Linked DNA regions of Homo sapiens: regions 1 and 3 are each linked to region 2. Evidence: chromatin contacts called from ENCODE Hi-C or POLR2A ChIA-PET data. All regions are on one chromosome and are shown on one strand. The core of a region is the stretch at or near the end of the contact, and the rest is flanking DNA. Distances in the headings are between cores, read along the strand shown.

The links. A loop is a pair of places that touch in the nucleus more often than their neighbours do. ChIA-PET counts read pairs that join two places held with the same protein, here RNA polymerase II (POLR2A). Pooled maps may share reads with other maps.
Region 1: a loop to region 2 is called in a pooled map, with 2.2 times the contacts of the local background. The contact joins two enhancer-like sites. A Hi-C loop is called at or near these places in 1 of 50 pooled maps. POLR2A ChIA-PET finds 5 or more read pairs at or near these places in 2 of 52 experiments (OCI-LY7 and activated CD8-positive, alpha-beta memory T cell).
Region 3: a pooled map shows a loop between it and region 2 (4-fold over the local background). The contact joins the promoter of ACOT9 here to the enhancer-like site in region 2. A Hi-C loop is called at or near these places in 6 of 50 pooled maps. POLR2A ChIA-PET finds 5 or more read pairs at or near these places in 4 of 52 experiments (OCI-LY7, PC-9, activated B cell and 1 more).

What each region holds. Positions count from the first base shown.
Region 1 is chrX:23,698,746-23,701,445 of GRCh38, forward strand. ACOT9 (acyl-CoA thioesterase 9) reads right to left here. Exons shown (of 16, transcript NM_001037171.2): 16 at 2,310-2,700. Among named protein-coding and RNA genes, the nearest start is that of PRDX4, 33 kb to the left of the region's middle. Within about 2 kb of position 1,302, at least 3 of the 41 ENCODE cell types and tissues checked have a DNase peak (open chromatin) inside an H3K27ac peak, as active enhancers do.
Region 2 is chrX:23,951,856-23,954,555 of GRCh38, forward strand. No RefSeq gene overlaps it. Among named protein-coding and RNA genes, the nearest start is that of CXorf58, 45 kb to the left of the region's middle. RefSeq lists enhancers at 738-1,276, 1,277-1,814. Within about 2 kb of position 1,261, at least 9 of the 41 ENCODE cell types and tissues checked have a DNase peak (open chromatin) inside an H3K27ac peak, as active enhancers do; they include OCI-LY7, where a contact is called at or near this core.
Region 3 is chrX:23,741,831-23,744,530 of GRCh38, forward strand. ACOT9 (acyl-CoA thioesterase 9) reads right to left here and starts at 1,446. Exons shown (of 16, transcript NM_001037171.2): 1 at 1,295-1,446. The coding sequence starts at 1,314. RefSeq lists an enhancer at 976-1,025 and a silencer at 1,296-1,615.

The DNA.
Region 1 (2,700 bases), core at 52-2,551, 250 kb before region 2:
AACTTGGTAATAAATGCCTGAAGTAAAACTGGGATCTCAGCACAGACTATTTAATATAAAACAATGTCCAACTCACATGAGGAAGATGTATGCTAGAACTTAGCAGTGCTGGTGCTGGGTAAAAATTCTCCTTTAACTTTTTTTTCAGACGCAGTCTCGCTCTGTCGCCCAGGCTGGAGTGCAATGGCGCCATGTCGGCTCACTGCAATCTCTGCCTCCCAGGTTCAAGCGATTTTCCTGCCTCAGCCACCTGAGTAGCTGGGATTACAGGCACCTGCCATCATGCCCAGCTAATTTTTGTATTTTTAGTAGAGACGGGGTTTCACCATGTTGGCCAGGCTGGTCTTGAACTCCTGACCTCAGGTGATCCGTCCGCCTCGGCCTCCCAAAGTGCTGGGATTACAGGCGTAAGCCACCGCTCCCGGTCAAAAATTCTCCTTTATTCTTTGAGAGGGACATAACACTAATAATCCAGAACCTAGTGTATATCCGTTAGTTTGCTTCACCTCATCTTCTTAAAAGTCCTGTATTAAAAACCAAAACCTCTAGCTTTTATATCTGTATTGGTAGAGGACAGATTTGGGGTGAAGATTCTGGTATCCAAAATTACGTGAGCAATTTAACAAAAAGACAACAAAAACAATAAGCAATTTAATTTCAATCTCAGTAGAATTCAGAGAAAGGCAATTAACAAATGTCAGTTTTCTTTTTTTGGGGGGGTGGGGGGGGACAGGGTTTCACTTGTTGCCCAGGCTGGAGTGCAGTGGCGTGATCTTGGCTTACTACAGCCTCAAACTCCTGGACTCAAGCAATGCTCCCAGTTCAGCCTCCTGGGTAGCTGGGACTACAGGTGTGCACCATCACTCTGAGAGGAGTTAGCTAGCTTTCCTTAGGTAGACAGCAAGGGAAGGGTCCCCAAAGAGCCCCCAACCCACGGGTCAGTGCCTCATCCCCACAGAACAGAGAAAGCAGCCTGGGGATAAAAATCAAGCTGCAGGCACCGATAAGGGAAGTAGCACAGGGTGGTGGTGTGCCTGGAGACAAGCCCGCGGCTGCACAGATCCGAGAACCTCCAGCCCACTTAGATAAAAACTTGCACAAACCTCCAGCTCACTCAGATAAGGGAACAAGACCTGACATAGAAATGTCTTTGTCTTTTGTATAATCAGCAGGTTCCCGGGAAAAAGTTTCTTCTCCTTTCGTGGGCATTAATACTGTGGGCTCCGACGACTCCGATGGGCACTTTCCTTTCCTCTTTCGACTGTGAGCCCGGCCTCTAAGAATTACTTCAGCACGATTGGTCCCCGGGCCAAGCTTTCACTTCAGCTCCTGATAGGTCCCGGGCCAAGCTGAGTGGTCTCAATGAATCATCAATTCAGCTCCTGATTGGTCCCGGGCCAAGCTGAATCTAGCTTTCTCCAAGACAGCTCACAGACTAAGCAAATTCCTTCCCCTTCCCAGTCCGCAAAAACCCCCGACCCCAACCTCATAGTGGGCAACCCGTTCAGGCCCCCACTCTCCGCTGCGGAGAGCTTTTTTTTTTTTTTTTGAGACGGAATTTTGCTCTTGTTGCCCAGGCTGAAGTGCAACGGCGCGATCCTCAACTCACCGCAACGTCTGCCTCCCGGCTTCAAGCGATTCTCCTGCCTCAGCCTCCCAAGTAGCTGGGACTACAGGCGTGTGCCACCACGCCCAGTTAATTTTGTATTTTTAGTAAAGACAGGGTTTCTCCATGTTGGTCAGGCTGGTCTTGAACTCCGGACCTCGGCCTCCCAAAGTGCTGGGATTACAGGTGTGAGCCACCGAATCCAGCCGAGAGCTTTCTTGTTTTGCTTACTAAACTTTTGCTCCAACCTCACCCTTGTGTTCGTGCTCTGTGACACAAAGAACTCCGGATACTATCTCAGACAACCAAAGACTGCTACATTTTGGCGCACTGGTGAGACTACAACACCTTGCTAATTTTTGTATTTTTGTAGAAACAGGTTTTCACCGTGTTGCCCAGGCTGGTCTTGAACTCCTGACCTCAAGCAATCTGCCTTGGCCTCCCAAAGTGCTGGGATTACAGGTGTGAGCCACCACATCCAGCAGAAGGTCATTCTTCACCTATCAAAATGGCAAAGATATTTTAAAAAGAAAAGATAAAAATTGGCAAAGTTCAGGGAAATTGCTGATGTGTAAGTGATTGTGTGAAACTGTTCTGAAGGGTTACATGAAATACATATTCAAAGCCTTCAACGTGTGCCTACTATTTGACCTAAATATCTCATTTAATATTTTTCCAAAGAAAATAATTTAAGGGTCAAATGTTTTAGAGTATTTAGGATATTTACTGCAACATTGTTTATAATAGCAAAAAAGAAATACTAGAAAAAGCTTCACTGTACAGCAACAAATGGTTAAATATATAATGTATAATCTATACAATAGCATGCAGTAGGTCTCTTAACTCCACTTAACACATTCACAAAACTCCCCAGGGCGCATCCCTCCCCATTAGCCACCTCCCATCATGTCATAGGTAGATATGCAAAATGCTATATTGAAGGGCCAGGTAAATCTCAGTCAGGATGGCATTACGGCATGGAGAGACAAGTTATTATAGTACAGCACATGCTTGATTCCATGAGTCAAACTGCATGCTTCCAAGAGATAGTTGTGTTCGCTCCTGTGACTATTTCATGCCAGAGGTGCTTGTTG
Region 2 (2,700 bases), core at 11-2,510:
GGCTTCCTTTTCATAAACAGTATTTGGCTAAAGTATTTTAAGTGTGGCTTAAGTTACAATTGTTTTGTAGCTTATTTTCATAATGTACTGGTGAATGTATATACTGTTTATACAATTAATGAAGTTTTAGAAACATGAAAACTTACTTCACCTCTATTAAGTCTTTGTTTGTAAGTAAGGTGAGTTGCTCAGATTTCTGGACCAGGAAGATGTGAAAGAGTGAAGATCGTCCAAAGTCCAAAAATTTTCAACCCTGATCTATAAATTTACAGTATTATATTGGCTATGATTCATAGAAATCACATTAAGTTTAAAATATTCATGCATATTATTTTTTAAAGTTCTCCAAGAGTAAGTCATTTCCTTCTATATTTTTGGAAAAGTGAATATTCATTTCTCCCTGGTAATATTAAATTATGACAATCTTTAGCATTCAAATTAACCTGTCAAATTATATTCTTCAAAATTCTCCAACATTTGCAGAGCTATGAGAAACTTCTAAAAGGGAAAAATATCAAGATATGGTGGTTATGGACCAGAGTGAAAAAAATAAATACCAAAAATTATACAGTTCCATCATAGGCTATTAAGAAAGAATCAAATACAACCTAAGCATATTTTGGATCAATAATTATTACAGATTTCTATGAATAAAACACCTCCAGTGTTAAAAGACGTTGGATTAGCATTTCCGGAAATCTATGACTAATGCCATTATACTATCTGTCCCAGGGATTTTATTATTACATCATCTCTTGAGAAACTTTAAATATTAATCCATAGGTTATTCTCAGCATGCAACCCATTACCTTTTTTTCTCATTGAGGGTACCTTCTCATTTAGCACAAATAAATTAATGTAATTCTTTTAACATGCTAAAATAAATAGAATAAAATGACGATATTTAAGTTTGCATGAATTTAAAGTGGATAGAAATACTCTATGCAAAGACTGTACCTTGCCACTCTCCTTTTGTCTTCACAGATTATTTCTGAAGGCACAACCTCAAAGGAATATTTTTGAGAAACACACCCCCAGAAATATTCTATAATTTAAGTAATCTTGAAATAAATCACAACATTCACATTTTCCTGCTAAAATCATAGAAATCCTCCTTCGGAAGATAATTTCTCTCATGTGTTAAGGTAATTCTCCTACCCTGCTGTGACACATACTGTGTGTAAGTGGGCTGCCTTTATCCTCTCACCTTTACCACTTCCGAGCACACAGCTTGACTTCTAACTTACCAGCTCATGGACTTCTTTGTTTAGGGCATTCTCCTGTTGCTGGAGCCCACTGCCACTGGTGCTTATGCAAGCAGGCCGGAAGTGCCAGGGAATGAATGCCCCTCTGGTTGCTCTCACTCAATGCCTGAGAGAAGTTGATGTATAAATATCTCAGCTCTTTCTGCCCTGGGTGGAATAACCGAGGTGTATGTGTGTGTTTTGTACTGGTTCTCAGAATGTCCCCAGCACCAGTAAGTTCCAGGAACCCACAGCGGTAACTGACTTAGTAATACATCCTTTATTGGCTGCCTTGCCTTTCTTACTTCCCCGGTAACTTCCCCATTCTACTGTGGCGGTTTCTTTTTGGTTTGTTTTGGTTTTGCACCTTCTAAATAATTATTGTACTTAGAGTGGAATGCTTGCCTCAGGATAGGCTTCTGGGGAAAACCAGAAGACCCTGTTTCTGGTTCATTCTTTCCTCAACATTTGAATTCATTTGTCGTTTCTTGTTTTTATAGTGCAGTGAAGACAGAGAATGTCAACTTTGTTAGGAAATGGCTTTTCAGCTATTTCTGAACAGACTGCCTTCTTTGTACACTGTGTTAAGAATAGTCATTTTATTCCTTTTTTAATCCTCCAACGTATAGAAATCTACCATTGATTTTGGCTACCTGGAGAGAAAAAATGGGGTCTCTGTTGTCTTTATAGTCAAATCAAGGTTCCAGTCAGTACTGGGTGATTTCGAGGGTGTCTTTCAGTTTTAAAATTCTATGAGTTTTAGCACCAATTTTACAGAAACTATTCCAGAAAATTGAAGAGGAGGGAATATTTCCCAACTTGTATTATGAGAAGGTTAAGAATGGTGAAGACTGAATGTCTATAGTATAATTAACAGTAATTTACCAATATCAGTTTCCTGGTTTTGATATACTATGGCTATATAAGATCTCACCACTGGGGGAAACTGCGGGAAGGGCACATGGGGCACTTTGGACTATTTTTGCAACTTCGTATAAGTCTATAGTTATTTCAAAGTAAAATTTTTTTTTTTCGGAGACGGAGTCTCGCCCAGGCTGGAGCGCAGTGGCACGATCTCGGCTCACTGCAACCTCCACCTCCCAGGTTCAAGCACTTCTGCCTCAGCCTCCTGAGTAGCTGGGATGTGCCGCCACGCCCGGCTAATTTTTTGTATTTTAGTAGAGATGGGGTTTCACGGTGTTGCCCAGGCTGGTCTCAAACTCCTGAGCTCAGGCAATCCGCCTGCCTCAGCCTCCCAAAGTACTAGGATTACAGGCATGAGCCACCGCACCGGGCCTCAAAGTAAATTTTTTTTAAAATTCTGAGTTTATGTGATCATAACAGGAGAGGGAAAAGGCACGATAGGTATTGGTTTTAGATTCTTGGCTGCTGTCACTTTACAGGTGATAAAAGTATATAGACTGATAAGAGGTGCCCAAGGGCGATAAAACTATTA
Region 3 (2,700 bases), core at 196-2,695, 210 kb before region 2:
CTCCCGGCTAATTTTTGTATTTTTAATAGAGACGGGGTTTCACCATGTTGGCCAGGCTGGTCTCGAACTCCTGGCCTCAAGTGATCCATCCACCTCAGCATCCCAAAACGCTGGGACTGCAGTCGTGCACCACCACACCCGGCCTCAATAGAATTTTCAAGAAAGGAACACAGGGTTATAAGAGAAAGCACCTGAACAAGACCATGGAGCTTTTGTAGAAGACCTTTCACATTGCAAGCTAAAGTCAACTGTGGCCCCTCTCATAATGACTTTCAGTCTGCCTTCAAATAGTTTAACAAAGGTTTTTTGTTTGTTTTTAAGTACTATAAACAAGACAGAACCCTTACAACTGATAACAAAGTCCCCAGGAACAGTGAGTGAGTGAGAGAGAGAGAGAGAGAGAGAGGGAGAGAGAGAGAGAGAGAGATATCCAGGACCCCCAAGAGAATTGATGGGGTTAATGTGAGTCAAAAGCACTATGAGTCACATCAGGGGGACAGGCCCACTGGCAGCGAGATAACTTCAGAAACTGGAGCAGGTGTGAGCCCCCTGGGATGCAGCCAGGCAGAAAACTTGGAAAGGGTGGCATGCTCGGGTGAAAGGGATTAGGGAGAGCTAGACACGCTCTGGAGTCTAAGGCCCTCAGGCCTTAACTGTGCCAGCTGGGAAGATTACATATACAAAAAGGCATCCTCCCTTACCCACGTGGCCCAATCAAAGCACCCAGCCTCTTATAAGGGCTTTGCGGCTCATTAAAGTTAAGTTCAAATTGGCACCAGGGTCCTAGACGCACAGTCCTAGGGTCCTGGGAGCCAAAAGGTACCCTGTAATCTCTGCCAATGTTACAACAAACTTAAGTAAGAGCCGAAGTAGGTCAAGCATTTAATCCTAAAAATGTTCTCCAAAGGAAGATGAAGGGCTAGAGGTAACATAGAACTCCAAATATTATCTTTCTGACAAGGGGCTACCCCGACGCGGCTACCAACCACACCCCGGATGAGCAAGGCCAAAGGAATTTTAGGGAACACCCAACTTCCTCCCTTAAAAGTGCTGCTTTGCTTTTAATATCAAACTCAGTGCTAGAAGTCGCCAAAGTGGGGGCGAGGTTCTCCCAACCAAAGGCCGGCGGGCTTATGTCCGGTCGGAGGTACAGTGGGCGAGCGCCCCTTATCATAGAGCCCAAATGCCCATGCGTGGCCCACTTCTTCCGCCGGGGCCAGCCCGAAGCTCTAGGGGAAGACGATGGCACCCCAGGCTACCGCCCTGCCAGCCCCTTCCACGCCCCGCCACCTACCGCAGTGCTGCCCGCCTCATTGCGCTAGGCTGCCGTGCGCGCGATGGAGAACCGGGCCCCGCGCGCTAGTCGGCGGAGGGAAACTGAGGCGATAAAAGACGCACGAGTACCAGACCGCGCCCTTGCTGAGGACAGCCCGGGAGCCGGACAGCGGTGTCCGGGGGCGGGACCGCGGCGTCCAGGGGGCGTGGCCGCGCTGTGCCGGGCGGACCCTACCCGTTCATTGGCGGGAGGCTGGAGTCCGCCTCTGCGGAGCTTCCCACTCAATCAGTTGTGCGGGTCGTGTTGCTACAGCGAGGACCGGCCTATTCTCGGTTGAGTAAACGAACCACGCAGCAACGCCAGGGCGTGACGTCGAGAAGAGGCCCGGCTCTGCCTAGTGGAGCTTGTCTCCTTTATCCTTGATCCCCGCGCCTTGGCTCCGTCTGTTCTTCCCCTTGGCTGCACATTGGAATCTCCTGGGCAACTTTCCAAAATACTGATACTTGGCCGGGCGCGGTGGCTCACGCCTGTAATTCCAGCACTTTGGAAGGCCTAGGCGGGCAGATCACCTGAGGTCAGGAGTTCAAGACCAGCCTGGCCAACATGGCGAAACCCTGTCTCTACTAAAAATTCAAAAATTAGCCAGGCGTGGTGGCAGACGCCTGTAATCCCAGCTACTCGGGGGACAGGCACGAGTATCGCTTGAACCTGGGAGGCGGAGGTTGCGGTGAGCCGAGATCGCACCACTACACTTCAGCTTGGGCGACAGAAGGAGACAATGTCTCAAAAAAAAAACAACAAAAAACTGATGCTTGAGACCCACTGGCTGGAGATTCTAGTTTAGTCCTGGGTGCGGTCTGGGCTTCGGGATGATGTCTAAAGATGCCCCCAGGTGATGCTAATGTAACCAAAGGCTAAAAACCACTGACCTAACAGGAAAAAATTGTTCCTCTCCTCTTCTCGGCCTGACCCCCAATGTTTGATATCTTGGGCGAGCTAGAGAGATTCAAGGCCAGAGAGTTTAAGATTATTTCACCCTACGATCTAATTCTCCATTTCTTTCAACGAATTATTATTGAGCTGTTTGCATTGTGCCAGGCACTATTGCAGAGGTTGGGGTTGCAAAAAGAAAAAAGGACAAAAATCCCCGCCCTTAAGGGGCTTGCCTCTTGATAAGGAAGGAAAACAAATCAACAAACAAGTTAGCAAATAACATGATCTCAAATATGGTAAAGCGGTTTAAAGGGGAAATAAGGTAACGAGTGGGGATCTTTTGAGAATATAAGCAAGTCTTGCTTTGCCTCTAAATACGGCAATTTCCTAAAAGGCAAGGGCCATATGCTTTTTCGCAATACCCCATACTTAGTAAAAATGTATTGATTTGAATTAAGCTAGCTTTCTGTTTTGAATCACTTCATGAGTTA